Regions from separate parts of the Homo sapiens genome. Here region 2 is linked to region 1. Evidence: chromatin loops called from intact Hi-C (ENCODE). Cell type or tissue: PC-3. All regions are shown on one strand. Links, peaks and the distances in the headings refer to the core of each region. The heading gives the core; the rest is flanking DNA.

Region 1 (16,265 bases), core at 11,265-16,264:
GACACATCTGGAGGAGATTGGGAGATGAATTGAGAAGCATAGGAGTAAAAAAAAGTTCCTTTTCTGTTTCAAAAGTTTTTTTTTTTTGAAAAAATAAGCAATAGATTTGTGTAGTTTAAATAAAAACTATGTAAAATGTCTCCTTTCCGTAACCATCTCCAACCTACCCAAGCCTTCTAATTTTTGTCCTTTCCTCTCCCCTCTGACAAACATATATAAGTGACCACTTATATATGGCATGCTTTCTAGAGTTTACTTATGTACATACACATAAAAACATGCATTTAAAATTTTTGTCCCATCTTTTTATCAAAAGCAGCATACTATTCATACTGTTTTATACATTCTTTCACTTAATAGTAGAGAACTATTCCACTACAACTATGGAGAGAGCATCTTCTTTAACAGCCTCAGTTTTTATTGTATGAATGTACTATCATGTATTCTAGATCTTTATAGATGGTCATTTAGAGTACTTCCATTCTGCTGCAATGAATAATCTATCATCTTGCATATTGAGGAAGTATATGTTTTAGATGGATTCCCTAGAAGTGGAATAGCTGTATCAGAGGACATGTGTTTTTGTAATTTTCATAGGTAATGCCACACCCTCCGTGTGTGGTACCAATGTACACTTCTAACAGTCATGTATGAGGGTGTCCCTGTCCCATGGCCACACCAAAAGGGATGCCAGGTTTGGAAAATAAAAATACAAGATACTCAGTTAAATTTGAATTTCAGATAAATAATGAATAATTTTTTTTTTTGTATAAGTGTTGGCCCATACAGTTTTCTGTATCTCCATGTGCTACATATTGCGGTTCTTTTTTTGGAAAATACAGCTTGAATGATGGTAAAAATGTAAAAATTATGTCTTTAAGTGTGAAAACATGAATGAAATTTGCCAGGAGGTGTGAGTTTTGCACATTTCTGGATAGTCTGGTCTTATGAAATTGCTTTTAGTTTAAAAAGGTTTTTTTATTTCTTATGAATATTGACTGATTTTAAAATGATTTTATTGAACTTTGATGTTTTAGATGAGAGGTTGTCATGCTATAGTCAAAGGTCCAAATAGGGCCTGCCTCCTGTTTTTGTATGGTTTGCAAGCTAAGAATGGTTTTTACATTTTTAAATGTGGAAAAAAAAATCAAGAAACGAATAATGTTTCATGACACAAACATTGTCGTGTCCATGTTTTACTGGAACCCAGCCACGCTCATTCATTGTGTATTGTCTGTTGCTGCCTTTGTACTGCAGTGGCAGAGTGGAGTAGTTGCAGCAGAGACCAAATGGCCCATAAAGCCTTTTTGTTTTTTTACAGAAGTTTGCTGACCCTTGTTTTAGATCATCTGTGAATAAATTTCACCTGTTTTGTACTTGTGTATCTTTGACGAAAATGGACCTAAGATTTTGTTATCTAATTCATTCAGCTTTCATTTTGTTTTCAAATAATGGCTTGTTTTTTTCTCAATATCCATCAACAGATTGAACGTTCTTTTAATTTTAAAAGATGTTGTCATCAGGCACGTGGTTCTGTGTCATGTATATATTTGTTTTTTTTTTATACTGCTCAGAGTCTGATGAATAACAGTAAAGAAGAAATGCGCGAACTGGCAGCGTTGTTTTATTCTGTAGTGGTATCAACAGTGTCGGGGAATGAGTTGAAATCAATGATAGAACAGCTTATAAAGACTACAAAAGACAATCACGTATGTTATTTTGTTTTCATTCTTTTTTGTGGGAGATAGGGTTTTATAAAAGGATCTAACTTATTTTTGACTTTTATGTTCTCATTTGTAAAATGAACTTACAAATTCCTTGCTTTTATGACCATAAAGAGTAAATGAGATAGGTGATACATTGGTTCAGTCAGCTCACTTAACAGATACGGGTGCTGTGTCTGATAAGCACTGTTTTAGGTGCTAGGAGTACAGTGATTCATAAATACATGAGAATCCCTGGTACAACAGGATGCTCAGAGCCTGCAGCCGTACCACCGTGAACACACCTAATCTCATCTGATCTTGGAAACTAAGCAGGGTCGGGCCTGATGAGTACTGAAAGCGAGAAATGTTAGCTCCTTTTTTCTTCCTCATCTACTGCTGCCAGTGAAAAAACAAGTTTTACTTCACATAGTTTGTTGGTTACCTTGTGTTTGGAGGTTTTGGCAATTAGAAATAGGATCTGTTTATTGTCTTTTGTTGGCAATAGGAAGACATTATGTGTGAAAGTTATGATATTCTAGTTACATAAGTGCTGTAAGCTGGAAAGTGGCGTGGGAGCATGTAGGAGCATGTAGGAAAGTCATCTCACCCGGAATTGGAGTGGGCATGGAATTACAGAATGTAAATCTTAAAGTGAATCAAGATTCAGCTTCTCAAAATTCCGTTAGAAACTCAAGGTTTCTCTTGTTCCCTAAGCTCGATGCATTAGCATCCAGTGAAACCTCGAGTGTTCACTTTATTCTTTAGCCTTATGTTTTGTTGGAGAGATGATCCTAATCGACACACAGTTACTGCCATGTATTCTTGCGTATATGAGAGAGAGCCAGAGATATGCTATTGTTTTTGCTAAATTCAGAGCCCGGAGATACAGCATGGATCCTTGCTTGCATTGGGATTCACGGTGGGAAGGTATTTGGCTAAAAAGAAAATGAGAATGTCAGAGCAACAAGACCTGGAGAGAAATGCTGACACCCTCCCTGATCAAGAGGAACTCATTCAGAGTGCTACAGAAACAATAGGTAATTAATGTCTTTATGTCGATTTGGGTGTTGCAGTTTTTGAATTATGTTAAATTTTAATATGGCGTTTCAGTTTCTTTTTATGGCATTGTATTTGAAAAGACACAAGCTTTTTCACAAAAAACTTACTTGATAAATAATGTATTTTTAGTAACAACGAAGGCTGGGTGTGGTGGCTCATGCCTATAATCTCAGTACTTTGGGAGGCCAAGGTGGGAGGATGACTTGAGTCCAAGAGTTTGAGACCAGTCTAGTCAGCATAGTGAGACCTAGCCTCTACAAAAAAATAAACAAAATTAGCTTGGTATGGTGGCGTGTACCTGTAGCCTCAACTACTGAGGAAGCTAAGGTGGGAGAATCACTGGAGCCTGGGAGGTCCAGGCTGCGGTGAGCTGTGATCATGCCACTGCACTCCCGCCTGGGTGACAGAGCTCGACCTTGTCTCAAAAAACCAAAACAAACAAAGCAAAAAACAAAGCAATGAAAGCACTCTATTTTTTTTCTCTACATTTTTTTCCTACATGTTTTTATAAACAGAGATGATCCTATTATGGGAACAAATTTATACATTAAAAAAATACTACTCTATCCCCTGTTACCATGTTGTCTTTCCACTGAATAAATGTTGGCAAATTGTCAACTAGAAGATATCGTACACTTTGATTTTATTTTGCCGTCTTAAAAAAAACCTTGAGTACATCACTGGTTGCTTTGGGTCGTAAGGATAATGGTATGTAATTCTCTTTTTGGCTAAATGTGCTTACAGGCTCATTTTTGGACAGTACATCACCCCTCCTGGCAATTGCTGCCTGCACAGCCCTGGGTGAAATTGGCAGAAATGGTCCACTTCCAATCCCCAGTGAGGGATCTGGCTTTACCAAATTGCATCTTGTAGAAAGCTTACTAAGTAGAATACCTTCCAGTAAAGAAACAAATAAGGTAAGTTTTTTTCTTATTTTTTCCCTTTCTGGAATTCGGTCTTTCTATGCATACATGAGCAAAAACAGATTATAATGAGAATAGATGGCATTACAGCTGGAGGAAGGATTTAATGTAAAAATGGGTGATAAAGAAGCAAGTCTTAAGTGTTTACTTTTGAGCTAGAGGTTATCTGTGTACAATCTTAGTGTGCACATCTTTTGGCCCAGTCATTCCAATTTAGGTCTTTATAACTGTTAAGATTTGAGTGAAGTATTAAATTCATCAGGAAATATCTTTTGTCATGCAAAAGGTGTATAATAAAATGTTAAGTAATTTTGTGATTTTTTTTTTATTTTAGGCCAAATATAAATCCTAACCTCCTAAAGCCAGTTTTGTGATCAAAACACCTCAATTTTGAGGTGTAAGATGATTTAATGAGCAGAAATATCAGTTTACTACTACAAGTTTAATTGATATAATCTTTTTTTTTTTTTGAGATGGAGTTTTGCTCTTGCTGCTCAAGCTAAAGTGCAATGGCGTGATCTCGGCTCACTGCAACCTCCACCTCCCAGGTTCAGGCAGGTGATTCTCCTGCCTCAGCCTCCTGAGTAGCTGAGATTACAGGCGCACGCCACCATGCCCAGCTAATTTTTGTATTTTTAGTAGAGATGGGGTTTCACCATGTTGGCCAGGCTGGTCTCGAACTCCTGACCTCAGGCAATCCTGCCTGCCTCGGCTTCCGAAAGTGCTGGGATTACAGGCTTGAGCCACCGAGCCTGGCCTAATTCCTATAATCTTAATCTTGGTCTAGCTACTGTTTAAAACTTTCTGAGAAGATATACAGTATAGTTTTTATTAGCTATTAACTAATCATTGCCAAACATTGTTAAGCACTTCTAATGTGCCGGAGAGTATGTTAAGTGCTTTGCATGCATTGATTGAATCTTCTAAAAGGTCTAGTGAAATAGGCACAGTTGTCATCTCTATGTGAGATAACATGAGGAAACAGAGTCACAGAGGGGAAATAACTTGCTTAAGGTCGCACACCAGTATAGGCTGAAATGGTTGAGATGTGATTTGGTCCTAGGTCCTCTGGGCCCAGAACCCACATTTTAAATCGTTATAGTTTGAAAGGTAATAAGCCTAGTTAAAGGCTTTCTTCCTTCTTCTTTTGCAGCTGTGGATCCTTAGTGGACTCACATTTGTGTGTTTCTACCTTCAATGACTTACAGACATACGACTGTAAAATTTGATGCTTTTGTAAAAACTTTTGCGTTGATGTGTTAGATAGACTGCGCTTCCCTGTCATCTCATTTTGGAAATACTGCACTGGGGTAAAGCTATTATATACTCTGTTTAAAAGAAAAAAATTTGGTGTTCTTCCAGATGAAAGAACGAGCAATCCAAACACTGGGATATTTTCCAGTTGGGGATGGAGATTTTCCTCACCAGAAACTCCTCTTGCAAGGTCTGATGGATTCTGTGGAGGTATTTATATTGCTACCTGATTGTTAGTTATTCAGAGAAAAGGCATTGGTCTTTTTTTTTTTTTTAGGTGCAGTTTTGCATGCTGTGAGATTTTTAATTAAGCATTTACTTGTTTATTCACCAGATACTTGAGTACTAGTTTTGTGCTCATCACTGTGCTAGGTATAGCATTGACTAAATCACCTATGAGGGAAAGACCTTTTCTTAAAATTTTTGAGCAAAGTGCGGTGCAGTGTGGGTAGAAGGGGAAACATATCCACATAGCCCGTCAGCCAGATGTGTGGAGTGAGCCACTAAAAAACAGTAGTTCTTGAGTGTTTCAGTTGGTATTTCAGTTGTTTTCAAGTCTGATGATTTAGCTTCTGTCCTCTAGATGCCTAGTGTGTAGTGGAGAAGACCTACAAGTAGGCAAATGCCAAGATACTGTACTAAGTATCTCAGCATGGCCTGATCTGGCCCTGCTTTTCCTAGCCTTGATTCATGACATTCACTCACTTTCTGTATACCAGCCTCTTTGGCCGCCTTGCACTGAGCTTTTGAAAGCCGCCTACTTCCTTCTCGGCTTGTTGCTGTGCTCCTTGAAAAGCCTTCCCTGACCCATCATACTAGGGTAGATTCTTTAGTTACTTGTGCCATCATGTCTCTTGTTCTTTTTCTTCACAGCATTTATCACAGTTTCTAATGGCCCACCAGACTGAATGCAGACTCTGTTTTGCTTACTGTTGTAAAACAAGTGCCTAGCAGTGTGATTGGTAATAGTAGGACCTCAGTAAATATTGGCAGACTAAGTAACCGGATGAAGAGACATTTGCATGTAAGGCAGTAGAATCACAAAGGAAGGTGTAATTCTATCAGGAAGAGTTAGTGTATGTCTTTGGAGGAGAGGTTTCTGCTGGGCCTTAAATGATGGGAGGGAGAAGAGATAATTGAGGCTAAGGGCTGAGGCACCCGAGTAAGAGAGTTGCTATTAGTCTGGATTCTGAATTCAGTATTTTTAAAGTGAATTTTTTTAGACAATCTACGTCTCCTGGGATGTCATTAACATTGTAACCACTTGGAGAGAAACTTATGATAGTGGTTTTCTCATCTTTTTCCTTTTTTGAATCCCTGAGTGAGGTGGGTTTCTTCTAGGTTTTTTTTTTTTTTTTTTTTTTTTTTTTTTTTTTTCTGAGATGGAGTTTTGCTCTGTCTCCCAGGCTGGAGTAAAGTGGCGTGATCTTGGCTCACTGCAACCTCCACCTCCCGGGTTCAAGCGATTCTCCTTCGTCAGCCTCCTAAGTAGTTGGGATTACAAGCGCACGCCACCACACCTGGCTAATATTTGTATTTTTAATAGAGACAGGGTTTCACCATGTTGACCAGGCTGGTCTTGAACTTCTGCCCTCAGGTGATCCGCCCACCTCGGCCTCCCAAAGTGCTGGGATTACAGATGTGAACCACTGCACCCAGCCTGTTTTGTTTTTTTTTTAATGAAGGCTCGTCTGGATTCTTAACTTACTTTTAATGCCATTATTTTAAGAGTTTAGAAATACATGAAAAGCTAGAAATATGGAAATAAGGTAGAGAGATTAAATGATGAGAATAATGAAAAGCATGAAACGGAAGCAGAATATCTTCACAGTCGAATAGGACACAGTGCTGAAGGTTTTTTTGGTTTCTTTTAACTGTTTTTATTTTTTATTTATTTTATTTTTACAATAGGATCTCATTCTCTCACCAAGGCTGGAGTACATTACATCTCCCAGGCTCAAACCATCCTCCCACCTCACCTCCTAAGCAGCTGGGACCACAGGCATGCGCCACCATGCCTGGCTAATATTTTAATTTTTTATAGAGACAGGGTATCCCTGTGTGGCCTAGGGTGGTCTTGAACTCCTGGGCTCAAGTGATCCTCCCACCTGGATCTCCCAAAATGCTAGGATTACAGACATAAGCCACTGTGCCTCGCCCATTTTTAATTTTTTAAATTGATACAAGCATACAATGTGTAATGATCAAATTAGGGTAATTGGGATATCCATCATTTTAAGCATTTATCATTTCTTTGTGTTTGGAGCATGTCAGATTTTCCCTTCTTGCTATTTTGAAATATACAATAAATTCTTATTAACTATTGTTGCCCTGTTGTGCTGCCAAACACTAAAACTTAATTTTTGTAACTGTATTTTAGTTCCCATTAGCCAAGCTCTCTTTCCCCGTTCTCCAGTACCTTTCCTGGCCTCTGGTAACCACCATTTGTTCACTACTTCCATGAGATCAGTTTTCTCACATACAAGTGAGAACATAGGATATTTGCTCTGTGCCTGGCTTATTTTTGCTAAATATAATGTCCTCCGGTTCCATCTATGTTGCCGTCAGCAACAGGATTTCATTATTTTTTATGGCTGAATAATATTCCATTGTGTATATATACCACTTTTAAAAAATCCATTCATCTGTTGCTGGACACTTAGCTTGATTTCTTGTTTTGGCTATTGTTAATAGTGCTGCAGTAAACATTGGAGCACAAATACCTCTTCAGAATACAGATTTTCTTTCTTCTGGATATATACTCAGGATACATACTGGGATTGCTGGGTTATATGATAGTTCTATTTTTAGTTTTTTGAGGAACCTTCATACTGTTTTCCCACCAACAGTGTATGAATGTTCCCCTTTCTTCACATTCTGACTATCAGCTGTTGTTTTCTGTCTTCTTGATAATGGCTGTTCTAACTAGGGTGAGATGAGATCTCATTGTGGTTTTTCTCTGTATTTCTATCATGATCAGTGATGCCAGACTTTTTGTTGTATACCTATTGGCCATTTATATACCTTTTTTTGAGAAATAACTGTATTCAGATCTTTTGTCCCTTTTCAAATCAGATTGTTTATTTGCTATTGAGTTGAATTCCTTACTTATTGTGTATTTTAATCTCTTGTCAGATGGATAATTTGCAGATATTTTCGTCTATGCCATAGGTTGTCTCTTCACTCTGTTGGATGTTTCCTTTGCTGTGCAGAAGCTTTTTAGCTTGATATAATCCCATTTGTCAATTTTTGCTTTAGTTGTCTGTGCTTTTATGATCTTGAGAAATCTATGCCCAGACCAGTATCCTGAAGTGTTTCTCCAGTGTTTTTTTATAGTAGTCTTGTAATTCAGGTCTTAGATTTAAGTCCATTTTGGTTTGATATGGTGAGACAAAGGGGCCCAGTTTCATTATTCTACATGTGGATATCTAGTTTTTCCAGCACAACTTATTGAAGAGACTGTTCCTTCCTCAATATATGTTCTTGATGCCTTTGTTGAAAATGAGTTGACTGTAAATCAGTAGATTTATCTTTGGGTTCTCTATTCTGTTCCATTGGTGTATGTGTCTGTTTTTATGCCAGTTTCATGCTGTTTTGCTTACCATAGCTTTGTAATATATTTTGAAGTCAGGTAATGCAATGCCTCTGGCTTTATTCTTTTTGCTCAGTATTTCTTGCTCATTATTCAGGGTCTTTGGTGGTTTCATAGCAATTTTAGGATTGTTTTTCTAGTTCTGCTTTGATGAACGTCATTGATATTTTGATAGGGATTATATTGAATCTGTAGATCGTTTTTGGTAGTATGGAAATTTTAATAATACGATTTCAATCCATGAACATGGGCTATGTCTTCTCTTTTGTGTGTTCTTTTTAATTTTTTTCATCAATGTTTTATAGTTTTCAGTACAGAGATCTTTTGCTTCTTTGGTTATAATTTATCCCTAGGTTTTTTTTTTTTTTTTTTTTTGGTAGCTATTATAAGCAGGATTGCTTTCTTGACTTCTTTTTCAGATTGTTTGCCGTTGGCATATTAGTCTGTTCTCGCACTGCTATAAGTGGGTAACTTATAAAGAAAACAGGTTTAATTGACTCACAGTTCTGCAGGCTGTACAGTAAGCATGGCTGGGAAGGCCTCAGGAAACTTACAATCTTGGCAGAAGGCGAAGAGGAAGCAGGCATGTCTTACATGGCAGGAGCAGGAGAAAAATAACAAAGCGGGAGGTGCTACACGCTCCCTGTCAGAACAGTAAGGGGGAAGTCCACCCCCAAGATCCAGTCACCCCCCCACCAGGCCTCTCCTCCAACATTGGGGATTACGATTCAGTCATGAGATTTGGGCAGGGACACAAATCCAAAGCATATCACATATAATGCAACTGTTTGTATGTTGATTTTGTATCCTGTAACTTACTTTATCAGTTCTAATAATTTTTTTGTTTATCTTTTAAAGAACCCAGTTTTTCATTTCATTAAACTTCTGTAGTTTTTTTAGTCTCAATTTCATTTACTTCTGTTCTGAATTTTATTATTTCTTTCCTTTATTAATTTTGGGTTTGCTTTGCTTTTGCTTTTCTAGTTCTTTAAAGTGCATCATTATGTTGTTTATTTGAAGTCTTTGTACTTTTCTGTACTTTGTACTTTTATTACTATAAAATTCCCACTTAGCACTGCTTTTGCTGTATCCCATAGATTTTGGTATGTTGTGTTTTTATTTTCTTTTTTATCAAGAAATTTTAAATTTTTCTTTCTTAATTTTTTCATAGATCCATTGGTTGTTCAGGAACGTGTTGTTTAATTTCCATGTATTTCTGTAGTTTCCAAAGTTCTACTTATTACTGATTTCTAGTTTTATTCCATTATGGTCAGAAAAGATACTTGATATGATTTGGATTTTTTTTGAATTGCTTGAGACTTGCTTTGTGGTCTAACATATGGTCTATCCTGGAAAATGTTCCATGTGCTGATGAGAAAACGTGTATTCTATAGCAGTTGGATGAAATGTTCTGTAAATGTCAGGTCCATTTTGTCTAGAGTGTAGTTCAGTTTTGATTTGGGTTGTTTGATTTTCTGTCTGAATGACCTGTCCATTATTGAAAGTGGGGTGTTGAAGTCAGTCTTCAGCTATTATTGTGTTGCAGTCTGTCTCTCCCTTTAATAAATCTATTATGCTTTATACGTTTGAGTGCTCCAATAGTGTTTGCATATATATTTATAACCTTTATATGCTCTTGCTGAATTGAGCCCTTTATCATTATGTAATGACCTAGGTCTTTTTCTAGTTTTTGACTTGAAATCTATTTTATCTGATGCAAGTATAGTTACTTCTATTCTTTTTTGGTTTTCATTTGCATGGAAGTATCTTTTTCATACCTTTACCTTCAATCTATTTGTGTCTTTATAGGTGAAGTCTTTTTTTTTTTCTTTCGGAGATGGAGTCTCGCTCCATTGTCCAGGCTGGAGTGCAGCAATCTCAGCTCAGTGCAGCCTCCACCTCCTGGGTTCAAGAGATTCTCCTGCCTCAGCCTCCTAAGTAGCTGGGCCTACAGGCACAAGCCACCATGCCCAGCTAATTTTTTTTTTTTTTTTTTTCAGTAGAGATGGGGTTTTGCCATGTTGGCCAGGCTGGTCTTGAACCCCTGACCTCAAGTGATCTGCCCACTGTGGCCTCCCAAAGTGTTAGGATTACAGGTGTGAGCCACCGTGCCCAGCCAAAGTGAATTTCTTGTAGGCAGCATATAGTTGGTCTTGTTTTCTTATTCATTGAGCCATTCTGTATCTTTTAATCAGATAAGTTAGTCCATCAACAGTCAGTTTATTATTGTTAGGTAAAGACTTAACTACTGCCAGTTTGTTTTTTGTTTTCTGGTTGTTTTGGAAGTCCTCTCTTTTTTTCTTTCTGTCTTCCTTTGTGGATAAATGATTTTTTCTCATAGTATGTTTTACTTTTTATTTTTAGTTTATCTGTTTAGACTTTTTTGAGTTGTGGTTTCCCTAAGGGGTTCAGAAAATATAACAAGTTTGATGACAACTTCACTTTGATCACAAGAAAAGAACAAAAACAAGCAAAGAAAAAACTTAAAAACTCTGTTTTAATTCCAGTACCCCCATTTTTTGGCTCTTTGTTTTCTCAACTTGTATCTTTTTATATTGCCAGTCTTTCAACAAATTGTTGTGGTCATTATTTTTGAAAAGTTTATGTTTTAGTCTTCATACTAAAGATTCTATGGAGTATTAGATAAGGATACTGAAGATACTCTAATACAAAGATACTCTTAATACTCCACAATATTAGAGTATCTTTAAATGCAGTATTAGAGTGTCTTTAGTATCTTTAGAATACTCTATAAAGTATTAGAGTATTTTGAATTTGTCTGTGTATTTACATTTTTTGTTGCATGCTAGAATTCTTTTCTTTCAGATTGAAGAACTGTAGCATTTTTTGTAAGACACATCTGGTGGTAGTGAATTCCCTCATCTTTTGTTTACCCAGGAAAGTCTTCATTTATCCTTTATATTTGAATGTTGTGGGAAGTCAGGGACCCCAAGTGGAGGGACCGGCTGAAGCTGTGGCAGAAGAACATAAATTGTGAAGATTTCATGAACACTTACCAGTTCCCAAAATTAATACTTTTATAATTTCTTATGCCTGTCTTTACTGCAGTCTCTGAACATAAATTGTGAAGATTTCATGGACATTTATCACTTCCTCAATCAATCCTCTTATAATTTCTTATGCCTGTCTTTACTTTATCTCTTAATCCCATCATCATTGTAAGCTGAGGATGTATGTCAGGACCCTGTGATGATTGTGTTAACTGTATAAATTGTTTGTAAAACGTGTGTTTGAACAATATGAAATCAGTGCACGCTGAAAAAGAACAGAATAACAGTGATTTTCAGGGAACAAGGAAAGATAACCGTAAGGTCTGACTGCCTGCAGGGTCGGGCAGAATAGAGCCATATTTTTCTTCTTGCAGAAAGCCTGTAGACAGATGTGTGAGCAGGAGAAGTATCACTTAATTCTTTTCCCAGCAAGGAATATTAATAATTGAGACCCTGGGGAAGGAATGCATTCCTGGCGGGAGGTCTATGAATGGCTACTCTGGGAGCGTCTGTCTTATGTGGTTGAGATAAGGACTGAAATATGCCCTGGTCTCCTGCAGTGCCCTCAGGCTTGCTAGGATTGGGAAATTCCAGCCTGGTGAATTCTAGTCAGACTAATTGTCTGCTCTCAAACCCTGTTTCCTGCTAAAATGTTTATCAAGACAATGTGTGCACAGCGGGACACAGACCCTCATCAGTAATTCTAATTTTGCCCTTGCCTTGTGATCTTTTATTGCCCTTTGAAGCATGTGATCTTTGTGACTTACTCCCTGTTTGTACACCCCCCTCCCCTTTCAAAATCCCTAATAAAAACTTGCTGGTTTTGCGGCTCAAGGTCGCCATCACGGTCCTACCAATATGTGACGGCACCCCCGCAGGCCCAGCTGTAAAATTTCTCTCTTTTTACTCTTTCTATTTCTCAGACCAACCGACACTTAGGGAAAATAGAAAAGAACCTACATTGAAATATTGGGGGCTGGTTCCCCTGATATTTGAAGGATAGCTTTGCTGGGTACAGTATTCTCAGTTGCAAGGATTTTTTTCTTTCTTTCTTTCTTACTTTTAGCACTTTGAATATGTTATTTCACTCCCTCCTGGCCTGTAAGGTTTCTGTCACCAGACGTATCAGAGCTCCTTTATATCTTACTTGCTTCTTTTCTCTTGGTACTTTGAGGATCCTCTCTTCATCCATGACCTTTGTGAGTTTATTATATGCCTTGGGGTAATCTTAATTGGATTGAATTTTCTTGGTGTTCTTTGACCTTCTTTTACCTGGGTGTTCATCTTTTTCTAGGTTCTGAAAGTTTTCTTTTGATTATTTCTTTGAATAAACTTTCTAACCTGTTTCTTTCTCTGTTTCCTCTTTAAGGCAAATAACTCTTAGCCTCTTTGAAGCTGTTTTCCAGATCTTGTAAGTGTATCTCATTCTTCTGCATTTTTTTCCTCTGACTGTGTGTTTTCAAGTAGCCTGTCTCAGAGCTCACTAATTCTTTCTTCTACTTGATCAGTTCTGCTGTTGAGACACACTGAAGCATTTTTCAGTCATCCATTATATTTTTCAGCTCTAAGATTTGATTTTTTTCCCCCATTTTAATCTCTTTACTAAATTTCTCTTATAAGTTTCTGAATTCCTTCTCCATGTTTTCTTGAAGTTGTTAAGCATTCTTAAAACAGCTATCTTGAATTCCCTGTCTGAGAGGTCACATATCTACACCACTCCAGGATTGGTCACTGGTGCCTGCTTAGTCTGTTTGTTTAGGGTGAATGTTTTTTCGAACATGTTTTCTCAAATGTCCTCGATGCTTGTGAACATTCGTCAGTGTTTGGGCATTGAAGAGTTAAATATTTATTCCAGTCTTCACAGTCTGGCCTTGTTTGTACCTGTCCTTCAGAGGGCCTTCCAAGAATTCAAATATGACTGAGTGTTGAGTTCCCTAAGCCTGTGGTCACTGCAGTTGTTTCAGCACTAGAGGGCACCCTAAGCCCAGGTGTGCTGCAACTCTTACAGATACCTAGATACCCAGCATTGATGGACTTGGGGAAGATAAGGGAACATTCTCTGGGTTCCCAGGCAAAGTTTCTTGCTCTCTTCCCTCTCTCTCCCCCAGGTAGAGGGAGTGTCTCTCCACAATAAGCTGCCTGAAGTTAGGGGAGGGTAATGTGGGCACTCCTGTGGCCACAGCAGCTAGCACCATGCTGGGTTACACCCAAAGCCCATGGCCTCCCAGACCAGCACAGTACCAGGGCTCACCCAAGGCCTGTGGCCACCTGACTGCCGCTGATGCTTTTTCAAAGATGAGGCTGCTTTAGTCAGCAGGTGTTGGAGCCAACCAGGACTTGGGACTTAGGTTGTTCATGCCACATGAGCAGATTCCCTTCTTGCCTGGGGTGGGTCTAGAAGTGCTCTTCCACAGCAGCATCCTGGAAGTGGGGCTTTCGGACTCTGCCTGGTCCTTTGTTTTATTGTGGGTGGGCTGGTGCCTGGTTGCGAGACAAAGTCTTCTGTATTTTTGCTTTTCCTCCCTCCAAGTGTGGTCTAGCCGCTGGTGAAATTTATTTGTGGGCCTGAGGCCATTTTAGTCAGCTGACTTGGGTTCCTCTCAGTGAAGAAGCTGATTCCCCTCTGGCCCAGATTTGGTCTAAGTGCTCCCTCCTTGGGCACTGGCAGAATTCTGCCTGATGCTGTGACCGGGTGTTACTGAGTTGCAATGTGAAGTATCACACTCATTTTGCTCTGCTTCACCCAAGCACACAGGTTCTCTTTCCAAGCTGTGCTGCCTGGGACTCGGGGAGGGGTGGTATAGGCAGTGTGTACTTCCCACTCTATTCAGTCAGTCTCCTCTTGTTATTATGCTGAAGCCAGGTACTGTGATGTCTCACCTGATTTAGTTTTTATGAAGGTGCTTTTTTGGTGGATAGTTCAGTTTGATGTTCCTGCATTAGATGGGGAGGGGATGAGATTCTGTTGGGCTTTTTTTTTCTCAATTTTAAGTTTTTGTAGGTACATGGTGGGTGTATATATTTATGGGGTACATGAGGTGTTTTGATACAGACATGCAATGCTTAATAATCACATCATGGAGAATAGGGTATCCATCCCCTCAAGCATTTCTTTTGAGTTGCAAACAATCCTATTATATTCTTTTAGCTATTTTAAAATGTACAATTAAATTATTATTGACTATAGCCACACTAGTTTGCTATCAAAGAGTAGTAGGTCTCATTCATTCTTTTTTTTTTTGAGACGGAGTCTCACTCTGTTGCCCAGGCTGGAGTGCAATGGTGCAATCTCAGCTCACTGCAACCTCCACCTCCTGAGTTCAAGCGATTCTCCTGCCTCAGCCTCCCAAATAGCTGGGATTACAGGCTTACACCACCATGCCCGGCTAATTTTTTTATTTTTAGTAGAGACGGGGTTTCACCATATTGGCCAGGCTGGTCTTAAACTCCTGACCTCAGGTGATCCGCCCACCGTGGCCTCCCAAAGTGTTGGGATTACAGGTGTGAGCCACTGCACCTGGCCTGAATTCATTCTTTCTAACTATTTTTTTGTACCTGTTAACCATTTCCACCTCCCCGTTCAGCCACTTTGCCCTGCCGCCTGCTCCCTCTTGTAACTTTTTATTATAGGAAATTTCAAACATACACAAAAATAGAATAATAATATAATGAATCCCCATGTATCTGTTCATATTTTCTCTATTGAACCCCCCTTTATTTCTGGATTATTTACAGCAATGTCCAGATAGTATATTATTCATAAATGTAGCTGTGGAGTTTTGTTTTTGTTTTTCATGCCAGCTGTGTTGTTATTAACTACAGGAAACATGCAAAAACAGGTACAGGTACATAAAATGAACCCCTAATAAGGATTATGTTGAAATACCTTTTTTCAGCTTGAAGTTGCCAAGAGAAGCTTTTAACCAGGGAAGCTGTAGGACTAAAGCCTTTAAATCTTTTTTCCTCAGACTAGGAAGCTTGTGGCATTAGTACGTGATGCCTCATCACAACTAGAGCGTTTGTTGATTGGCGTAGGAAAGTCTCAGCTGTTGTCTTTGTGCTTTGAAGAGTAGCGTGTTTATAGCCCTCACATGCTGTCTGTTCATTCCCTTATTTCTCCTTTTCCTCCTAAATTTCTTCCGGTTCACAGTAAAAAGTGGAAAATGCAGGTCTAGGTAGTTACATGTTGGGTCAGTGACTCCTACTAGTGAATCATGTCAACATTTCTGAATAAAATTTTAAAACACTTGAGTGGGTACTATATAGAATTTTCTAATGTTTGACTTTTGAAATGCTTTCAAACTTACAGTGAAGCTGTAAGAATAGTGTAAAGAACTCCTGTGTGCCCTTTATCCAGATTTACCAAATTTTAACATTTCACATATGCTTTATTATTCTCTTTTTTCTGAGCCACTTAAAAGTAACATCAAGATATCATATAATTTAAGAGTGCAAAGAGTTAAATAATTGTTAAATAAATGTTAATAAAATATAATGGCTACTATTTATTGTGGAGTAACCACAATCAAGCATCCTATATAATAGTTTTATGTACATTAACCTCATTTAATTCTTAAAGCCTAATGCTGTGGATGACGATATTATGCCCCTTTTACAAATGAAGTTTTTGAGGCTCATAGAAGTTTAAATAAGGGTTTATAGGTGGTGAGAGATAGCTAGAATTTATATTGAGACTTACATGGCTTCAAAGTTGATGGGG
Region 2 (10,900 bases), core at 5,781-10,780, 760 kb after region 1:
GCTGCCTAGGGAGAGTGTAACGGGATTCAGGAGTAGCTATCCCATGAGGTCTGGGCCATAGATGGCTTTATCAAGTCACTGGCTGCTGGCAAGGGTGACATTGGAAAACTTTTGTCAAGGTCTAGGTCACTAACTGTTCAGAATGCTAAAACTGGGGGTTGATGAAGGCAGGTGAGGAACGATCTCCTGCAGGAGGCACATTTTCATTCGGTTCTCATAGTTTTTCATATACTGCACCAGGAATGGGGTACAGCCATAAATGATTTCGCACCGTTAGGTAAGTGTTGAGAGACACAGATGAAAAACTCTCCTGAAATGAGATGTACCTGCCAGGACTACCTACGGCCCCAGATCACTATGCACTCAATCTGGGCTACTGGATGAAGGAGTTAGAGATTAGGCTTCATTATGAAGACTCAAGTGAAGTATGGGAAAATATAAGGGGAATCCAGGCATCCTACTTATAGGGAGATGTATTAGGCCTTTAACAAAAGAATGAATGAACAGAAGAGACTCTTTCATCAAAAGTGGAAAAAATAGACCTTAAGAAAAATAAAAGTAAATTATTATAAAAAAAAGAAACAAAATTTTATTACGTGAGTAATAAGTATTCAAAATGTTAAAATTTCAGTTATAGTATATATATGTTTGTGTGCGTATGCTTGTGTGTGTGTACTTTTTGCTACTTAACATCCAGAACTTCTCCCCTCCCACACTTGGGGACTTGAGAAGAAGTCAAAATCCAGCCTTACATTAAAGAAGCTGACGGTTCCAGATCTCTTCCCCTTGCAGGCAAAGCCAGGTGGGCACGTGACCAGGATCAGCCAATGGGATGCTCCTGACCATGGCATTGACTCTTGAGTAAGTCAAGCCAAAGCAAAAAGGCACTGGAGAATACATTCACTGTCATGGTGCACAGCAGCAGCCGAGTCTGGAGCAGCAGTATTGGTGACAAGATGTCACCAGAGCCCATCTGCTCCTAGGCATGACTTTGACTAAACTGTTGTGCCTCCCACCTAGCTTTCCTTGGCTTTTACCCATTTTTTCAAGTTTTATTCTCTAGCCTTCCTGTTGATACTATAAACTTCACAACAGTCTTCTAGTAATTCCTTTTCAGCCTAAGTTAGGCAGAGCTGATATTAATTGGCAACACCTAATACAACACATACAGAAATGTTTTGTTTTTGTTTTTTGAGTCAGTGCCTCCCTCTCTTGCCCAGGCTGGTGCAGTGGCACAATCATAGCTCACTCTAGCCTCGAACTCCTGGGCTCAAGTGATCCTTCTGCCTCAGCCTCCAGAGTAGCTGGGACTACAGGAGCACACCACTATGCCCAGCTAATTTTTTTTTTAAATGTATAGATGTGGGTTTTGCTGTGTTGTCCAGGCTGGTCTTGAACTCCTGGGCTCTAGTGATCCTCCCACCTTGGCCTCCCAAAGTGCTGGGATTACAGGCATGAGCCACAGTGCCTGGCCTGGAATTTTTTTTTTTCCCCAAAAGTTTTGCTTAATGAAAAAGTGCATTTCTACTGTCTCCTGGGCATTTAGAGTTTTCACAGACATAAGCATGTAAAATTTTCTTGTCATAACTGATGAAGATTCAGTGCTGGGATCCCGCCAAAGTGATGTCCTAGTAGTTGGCACTCAGCTTCCCTGTGTTGTTGCCTGTTCTGATTGGCGTCTTGCTCCCCGTAAACAGAGGTCATTGATCACAACTACTCTTCGAACATACTCATTAGTATCAACCACCTTCTGCATTTGTACCTGATGCTCTCTACATTTCTCTTACCTGGTTGAAAACCCTAGTTCCAACCTTTTCCATCACCATGACTTACATGCTAGGCCCTGTGCTATCTCACAGCTGAATCGGGTTAAAAATGTGACCTAATTAATCGTGTGGTACACACAGGCCTAAATCCTATTTTGAATACAAGCCAATTGTATTTCTTTCAAATGGGTGTCATAAAAGCTTTAGCAAGAACTTCTCATAGCTCAAAGAGAGACATGCCTGATTTATGATTTCTTGATAGCACTTAACATTTTATTTGGATTTAGAGATAACTCTAGATACATCAATCAAACAAGCTGTTTTCAAATCCTTCTGCTCAGCTGTTCCCGGTGCCAGATTGTCTAACAAATAGAAGCATAAACAGATGTAATTTGTGACTTGTGGAGACCATTCTCTGTCATGCAATAGGCCAGCTGGTGGCACGAGCCATAGTACAGTCCACAGCCTGACTCACAGGCATCAGGCTTCTCACTCCTCATACACGTGAGCAATGTTTAAAGATCACAGTTACATAAAAGTTTATTCTGGAAAATTCATTTAAATATTTGCTTACAAACTTGATTGTTGAAAGATGGTATTTTATCATAACATGTATCCTCATAATCAGACCTTGCAAAGTAGAACTTTTGTTACCTGATTTAAAAAAATGTAGCTATGGTAATTTGTAAAATAAAACTTTGGCAAAAGAACCAACAGCATGTATGATTGATAGCCCAGAAAAATGACATATACTAATATGTATGCACACACTTACATGCATATATACACATATATCTGTGTGTACATGTATGTATATATATATATGTCTATATATGTCATGTACCATTATGTATGTGTTGTGTGTGCGTGTATATACAACATATACATACATATTTGGTATATGATAAAGTTATCACAATTTTGTGAATAGAAAGGATTATTTGGAAAAGTTGCACCAGGATCTTTTCTTTTTTTTTTTTTCAAAACAGGATACAAGATCTATATACAAAAATCAAGTGATTTAATTTCTATATAATGGCTATTAAAAATCTTTATTATTATACTTTAAGTTTTAGGGTACATGCGCACAACGTGCAGGTTTGTTACATATGTATACATACACCATGTTGGTGTGCTACACCCATTAACTCATCATTTACATTAGGTATATCTCCTAATGCTTTCCCTCCCCCCTCCACCCTCCCCTCACCCCATGACAGGCCCTGGTGTGTGATGTTCCCCTTCCTGTGTCCAAGTGTTCTCATTGTTCAGTTCCCACCTATGAGCGAGAACATGTGGTGTTTGGTTTTTTGTCCTTGCGATAGTTTGCTGAGAATGATGGTTTCCAGCTTCATCTATGTCCCTACCAAGGGCATGAGCTCATCCTTTTTTATGGCTGCATAGTATTCCATGGTGTATATGTGCCACATTTTCTTAATCCAGTCTATCATTGATGGACATTTGGGTTGGTTCCAAGTCTTTGCTATTGGGAAAAGTGCCATAATAAACATATGTGTACATGTGTCTTTATAGCAGCATGATTTATAATCCTTTGGGTATATACCCAGTAATGGGATGGCTGGGTCAAATGGTATTTCTAGTTCTAGATCCTGTCTTCCACAATGGTTGAACTAGTTTACAGTCCCACCAACAGTGTAAAAGTGTTCCTATTTCTCCACATTCTCTCCAGCATCTGTTGTTTCCTGACTTTTTAATGATCGCCATTCTAACTGGTGTGAGATGGTATCTCATTGTGGTTTTGATTTGCATTCTCTGATGGCCAGTGATGATGAGCATTTTTTCATGTGTCTGTTGGCTGCATAAATGTCTTATTTTGAGAAGTGTCTGTTCATATCCTTTGCCCACTTTGTGATGGTGTTGTTTTTTTCTTGTAAATTTGTTTGAGTTCTTTGTAGATTCTGGATATTAGCCCTTTGTCAGATGAGAAGATTGCAAAAATTTTCTCCCATTCTGTAGGTTGTCTGTTTGCTCTGATGGTAGTTTCTTTTGCTGTGCAGAAGCTTTTTAGTTTAATTAGATCCCATTTGTCAATTTTGGCTTTTGTTGCCATTGCTTTTGGTGTTTTAGACATGAAGTCCTTGCCCATGCCTATGTCCTGAATGGTATTGCCTAGGTTTTCTTCTAGGGTTTTTATGGTTTTAGTTCTAACATTTAAGTCTTTAATCCATCTTGAATTAATTTTTGTATAAGGTGTAAGGAAGGGATCCAGTTTCAGCTTTCTACATATGGCTAGCCAGTTTTCCCAGCACCATTTGTTAAACAGGGAATCCTTTCCCCATTTCTTGTTTTTGTCAGGTTTGTCAAAGAGCAGATGGTTGTAGATGTGTGGTATTATTTCTGAGGGCTCTGTTCTGTTCCATTGGTCTATATCTCTGTTTTGGTACCAGTACCATGCTGTTTTGGTTACTATAGCCTTGTGGTATAGTTTGAAGTCAGGTAGCATGATGCCTCCAGCTTTGTTCTTTTGGCTTAGGATTATCTTGGCAATGCGGGCCCTTTTTTGGTTCCATATGAGCTTTAAAGTAGTTTTTTTCCAATTCTGTGAAGAAGGTCATTGGTAACTTGATGGGGATGGCACTGAATCTATAAATTACTTTGGGCAGTATGGCCATTTTCACGATATCGATTCTGCTTCTCCATGGGCATGGAATGTTCTTCCATTTGTTTGTGTCCTCTTTTATTTCATTGAGCAGTAGTTTGTAGTTCTCCTTGAAGAGCTCCCTCACATCCCTTGTAAGTTGGATTCCTAGGTATTTTACTCTCTTTGAAGCAATAGTGAATGGGAGTTCACTCATGATTTGGCTCTCTGTTTGTCTGTTATTGGTGCATAAGAATGCTTGTGATTTTTGCAAAATTGATTTTGTATCCTGAGACTTTGCTGAAGTTGCTTATCAGCTTAAGGAGATTTTGGGCTGAGACAATGGGGTTTTCTAGATATATAATCATGAATCATGTCATCTGCAAACAGGGACAATTTGACTTCCTCTTTTCCTAATTGAATACCCTTTATTTATTTCTCCTGCCTGATTGCAGGATGCTTTCTTAACTATTCAGAAAAGAAATCCTCACATCATGTACAAAAACTGATTCCACATGGATTTGAACAACAAAAACCAAACTACGCAATAGGTGGATAAAAATATAGATAAATCTGAATGATCTTGACTTGGGGAAATATTTTTTAAGAATAAAATCAATGTGAGGAATAAAAGAAAGCATCAAGAGATTTGACTTTACAAATATTAAGATATTTTGTATTATAAAAACATCGTTAAGAAGCAAACAACAAATAATTGGAATTCAGGGGCTCAATAAATAAGACACCTCTACTCTGGTCAACTTCTGAACCAAATGAACAATAAAGAAGATGAGTCAATAGGATAGAGGCCAAAATATCATCTTTATCATTATTAAACTGAGGTTGTAGAATGTTGCTGGACAGTGGTGGGCAGGTGAATTTACTAACATGGGTCCCCTAAGTTAGGCAGATATATCCATCCATGCACAGGCAGTCTTAGAGTGACTCAGGCCTTCCCTTATGGTGTCTGCCTCTGATGAACTTACAGTGTAAAAGAGCAAAAAACAACTTATGCCTCTTGTCTCACTGTGGGGAAGTTTGCTGCCAAAGAAAAAACTTGAAAAGGGGGTCAGGCTATATATGCCCAAGATTGTGCTCCCAAACTCATCAATTGGATTACAATGCTTCTTCTCCCTTTGAAAGAAATGGGTTAAAAAATAACCAGGAATCTTACACAAATAGAGTTCACACATAAACATGAGAAATAAGGTAGAACTATTATTTGCCAAACAGAATTTAAGGGTACGTATTGGTTAGGGATTTGAACTGGCTACTACATATAGTGCACAAGAGCTTATATAAGGGGAAAAAAAGAGAAATTCCAATAGGAAATAGAGCAAAGGATACAAAAATTCACAGAATTACAAATACCTAATAAAATATGAACATTCTGAAATTCATCTATTCAAAGAAATACAAATAATAAACATCAGTGTTTTATATATATGAAGTTTCTTACAGTTATTTATTCCACCTTGAGAGATGAAGAGAAAAAAGCAGGAACAATTTGCTAATATACAGCTAGTATTGTGATAAGTCAAAGTAACTGTGTACTGATCAGCTCCTGATGACTATAAGAGTGTCTTAATTTCTAATGTTATTAAGCTTTACTTTATCAAGGAAGTTAAATCAAATGTACTAACCATTAAGAATTTGCTCTGTTTCAAGTTAGCAAATAGTAAGAGAATGTTAGTCAATGAAGAGCAGTGAATATACCATGCCTCTAACCCAAGCTCTAACTTACTTTGTTCCAGTCTATGTGGTAGGTAGATGGTGTAAGAATATGACAGTTGCTCAGAACTAGAAAGACAGACAATATAGGGGCACAGTAGTGTGCAGGGGCGATAGACAGTGGGGATGGTATGGTTGAGGGGTTGGTGCCATTAAGATGTAGACATAGTCTATTCAGATACTGTAGTTAAATAGAACATGACTCCTTGCCTCCTTCACTAGCCACATTTATTCCAGGGAGAAAGCCCTGACTTGAATTTCTGTGGATGACACAGGTGCTAAATGGAATAAAATATAATGTCTTTAAAATGGAAAAGTTATATTTTTTGAGGATAAGTATTGCTATTGATGACATAGTGAGACTGGTACTCTCATTCACAGATGAAGATTGTGCAAATTAGTTAAAAATTTTTATCAAAAGCTTCATAAAGACAATACCTTTACACCAACTAGTCCCACATTCAGTACTCTATCCAACACAGAACTGTAAAAGAGATTTACATCTATGTTAGACATCACAGCCAAAAAAAAAAAAGCTGAAATAATCATGTTTTTTGAATTTAAGAATATAAATTTTGATCCATTTTATTATTATTATTATTGTTATTATTTTGAGACAGGGTCTCACTCTGTCGCCAAGGCTGGACTGCAGTGGCGTGATCTCCGCTCACTGCAACCTCCACCTCCCAGGTTCAAGCAATTCTCATGCCTCAGCCTCCCAAGTAGCTAGGACTACAGGAGCACACCACCACGCCCAGCTAATCTGTATATTTTTTAGTAGAGACAGGGTTTCACCATGTTGGACAGGCTGATCTCGAACTCCTGACCTCAAAGTGATCAGCCTTCCTTGGCCTCCCAAAGTGCCATTATTGTTTTTAAAGTATAAGAATAAAATGTGCCTATATAGTATGGTTTGTACACATGCATATATGTAGAGAGAGAATACACTGAAATCTTTAGAATTTTCTCTCAGAGGTAGAAGAGCAGATAAATTTTAAATATTTTAGTATTTTAATTTTATATTTATATAAAAAGTTTCTACATTTTATATAAAATATATTTTTATATTCTTATTTTGTAATTGAATTTTCTGATTCCCCAAATTATTCACTATGATTATGCATTACTTTCAACTATACACATACATATATATAAAATTTATAAATAAACATTTACAGACAGTTTTTACATCTGTGCCCAGTTTTGCAGTTATGCTTACAACACTTTAGTCAACTTTACACATTATTCCTGCACTCATCAGTTCTTACATGTCACAAAACTATCTTGACTCGCGAATATTTTTTTTGAGATGGAGTCTCGCTCCATCGCCCAGGCTGGAGTGCAGAGGCGCCATCTGGGCTCACTACAACCTCTGCCTCCCGGGTTCAAGCAATTCTTCTGCCTCAGCTTCCCAGATAGCTGGGATTACAGGTGCCCATCACCACGCCCGGGTAATTTTTTGTATTTTTAGTAGAGACAGGGTTTCACCATGTTGGCCAGGCTGGTCTCAAACTCCTGACCTCAAGTGATCTACCCACCTCAGCCTCTCAAAGTGCTGGGATTACAGGCATGAGCCACTGTACCTGGCCTTGACTTGTAAATTTTGATTCATTTTTCTATTGAGTAAAATATTTTTCTTTCTTTTTCAGAAAGGGTACGTAGTAGCTGTTTTCTAAGGCTTTGTGTACGAAAAATTGTCTCCTAAAGACTCCACTTGTAAAAGGCAATAGATCGAATATAGTCTTTTCGTACTATTGACGGACATTCAATATTGCATGAGTTTGAAGCAAATCTAATTTTTGTACTATTGAAAGTCACCTTTTTAATTTTGTTTTTGCCTGGTTACTCCTACAGTGTTTCATTATCAAAATCGGAAAAACTTTGGTTCCATTTCTCACCAATTTTAGCCATTAAGACAGAGGCTTGTTTTAATTTGAAGGTCAGTGTCACCTGGAATAAGGGAATTCTGTGGTCACCCCTGGTGACTGCACCAAGGCTATGTATGCTGTCCCTCAGATCACACAAAGCTCAGGGTACTTGGCAGAGCTAGGGCTGTGACTCTGCAAGTAAAATTATAGATATTTGCTCTGACTAATTTAGTAATCATCCATGAAAAACGATGATGTGTAACCCATGAGTGGATCTTTCTAAATCCTACATTAGCTTTTCTCTGAGCCCCGTTAAGTTTTCATCATTTGAAGTTTGGCTTCAGTCAAAGGACCAACTGACTCAAAATAAGGATAACTGGATTTCAGCTATCATAGAGCATTGCAGCCCAGGAATGAATTATGGCTGTGCAAATCAATCCCTTGATGTCATGAAGGTAATTCTTGCCAAATTACATCAACTTTGCCCCCTCGACACAGCTTCTCTGTCTTGGTAGAGGAATACTGTCTATTCTCTAGACCATACCAGAGGCAAAAGTAGGACTATTTGTCAAGGAATATGCAAAATTTTCTGCTTTCAACTCCATCACTCCATGTAGCGTCAGGCATTCTGCACAGTCTATCATATACATTGCAAGTCTCCAGGGTAAGTGAGTGGGTTGGGGGTTGCACTTGAATTCACAACTGAATCTCTTCTCCTACCCCCACAGCTGCTGTTATCTTACTTTCTTGCAACAGCCTCTTCAATGAGACATCCTGTCAAACCTCAGCTGTAAGAGCCTCTCATCACTGTCACTTCTTCTATTGTTCTCTGTAATAATGTCACCAGGCCTGCCAAAAGGACTGTCTTCTAATACTCCTGAAGCTGTCAAAACAACTTCCACTGCAGATGTCTAGGTACTCCCACTGGGCACCCAGCCACAGGTGACAATCAATGCTATGTTAAGTCATTTTACAGAGTTCTAGGTAAAATCAGCACTTGAAGTTTTTATTTGCAGGCCTCTCTCTCTCTCTAACATAGTTGTGGAAATAAAACCACAAGCTGTAAGATGTTTTTACTGTGTGGGTTTGAAGCCTGGCTATATTACCTTGGGAAAGTAATTTAATCTCTTTCCTCCTTTCTAAAATGTTATAATAATAATAATACGTACCTCGTGTAGATGTTTTGATGAGTGAGTACACCTATCCCTTGCTTAAAGAGTTTAAATTATTCCAAAAACTTTGTCATTAATCGAATGGCCAAAATTTTTGAAAATCCACCAATTTAAATTGGAACTATTCTAGTCCAGTTAGGCAGCTTCCTAAATACTGAGCACATAAAGATATTCCGCATTCTTCTTTACAACATTTATACTATGGAATTCAGATCTCATTAATTCATCATATGTAATGCTGTCACAGACTGTGGTTAGGCTACAGTTTGAAGGAAGCCATTGAAAAACGGTAAGAAATATTTTTAGGAAAACTTTTAATGCTACTGAAAAGATCAAATGTTTCAATCACTTTAGAAGCATATATCAATTGATATACTAATAAATATATCAGTTGTACTCAGTTGTCAATGAGTACATTGACAAACTAATTAGAAAGTATACTAAGTATAATTTGAGTTAAGAAAAGTAAAACTTAAAATGAGGCAAAGGGCTTTTTAAAATCAAAATGAAAAAATCACACTAAAATATGAGTTATAAGCTTTAATTCATTGAATAATATAATGGTAAAATATGTAAAGAAAAAGCAAATGTTAATGAAAAGAAATACAATTGTCAGAGATTTTGATATCTCTTCTCCATGAGAAATCAAGTGGTTAAAAAAATATGTAACATTGGCTGGGTGCCGTGGCTCATGCCTGTAATCCCAGCACTTTGGGAGGCCAAAGTGGGTGCATCACCTCAGGTCAGGAGTTTGAGACCAGCCTGACCAACATGGTGAAACCCCGTCTCTACTAAAAATACAAAAAATAGCCAGGCGTGGTGGCACATGCCTGTAATCCCAGTAATCCCAGCTACTTGGGAAGCGGAGGCACGAGAACCGCTTGAACCCAGGAGGCGGCGGTTGCAGTGAGCTGAGATCATGCCACTGTACCCCACCCTGGCTAACAGAGTGAGACTCCATCTCAAAAAAAAAGAAAAACAACAACAACAAAAAGCACATAACATTATATAGAGAATCTGAGAAATATAAGAAAGTTATAATATTTGAATTCTATATCATACAAATATAGACTAATCCTTTTCATGGTCCCTGAGAAACAGTTATTAAAATTTATCATAAAAAAACACTCAAAGAAAAATTCAATAAACTTAAAAAAAGACATATTTTTTTCTAAAGTAAAATAACACTCTCCTAAATAACACTTGGGTTAGCAACATTAGCTTATTTAGAATAGCCTTAATTGCAATGATGACTTTAATATATAGAGTATTCACAAAATAAGTAGAGAAATTATGAATTATTCTATTTTTAAAAGGGTTAAAAGACATGAAAATGAAATTCACAAATATCAAGTGGATCATAAACTTACAAAATATTTGAAAACATTTAATCAAAGGCATAATTTTAAATAAAGTTATATTTTGTACCTATTTTGAGACAAATGATTTTTAATGTAACATTCAATGTGTATAAATTTTAAAAATGAGTGCGAATTATTATACCCTTTCTTGGGTCCAATTTGAATATAATATTTTAAAAATATATTCTAATACAGCAGTTCTACTTTTGGGAATTTATCCTGTGGAGACAATTAAATATGTGACCTATAATTCAGGAATTAGACACAAGGATGTTCATAACAGTGTTATTTATGAGAATAAGAAATTGGAAATAAACTAAATTTCCTACTACAAGTCATTGGTTAACTAAAGTACGGTGTATTTATATACCATAAAAAATAATGTTGCAGAGAAAGATTTAAT

Evidence for each region. A loop is a pair of places that touch in the nucleus more often than their neighbours do. Peaks named below come from ENCODE experiments on the same cell type or tissue, not always from the same donor. Only the 100,000 strongest peaks of a DNase experiment are listed, where the experiment ranks them.
Region 2: it touches region 1 in a loop (4-fold over the local background); 9 of 110 quality-filtered maps call a loop at or near these places.

Annotation. Positions count from the first base shown.
Region 1 is chr9:111,397,458-111,413,722 of GRCh38, reverse strand. It overlaps ECPAS (Ecm29 proteasome adaptor and scaffold), which reads left to right. Exons shown (of 50, transcript NM_001364929.1): 21 at 1,575-1,709; 22 at 2,581-2,743; 23 at 3,510-3,682; 24 at 5,051-5,152. It also overlaps the pseudogene RNA5SP294. Among named protein-coding and RNA genes, the nearest start is that of OR2K2, 75 kb to the right of the region's middle. RefSeq lists an enhancer at 13,854-14,380. In PC-3, for the core only: a CTCF peak has its summit at 13,515 (motif pointing right); a DNase peak (open chromatin) is centred at 13,512.
Region 2 is chr9:110,638,828-110,649,727 of GRCh38, reverse strand. No RefSeq gene overlaps it. Among named protein-coding and RNA genes, the nearest start is that of MUSK, 25 kb to the left of the region's middle. In PC-3, for the core only: no CTCF peak of the experiment used is centred there; a DNase peak (open chromatin) is centred at 8,207; H3K4me3 peaks cover 1,729 bases; H3K27ac peaks cover 3,475 bases.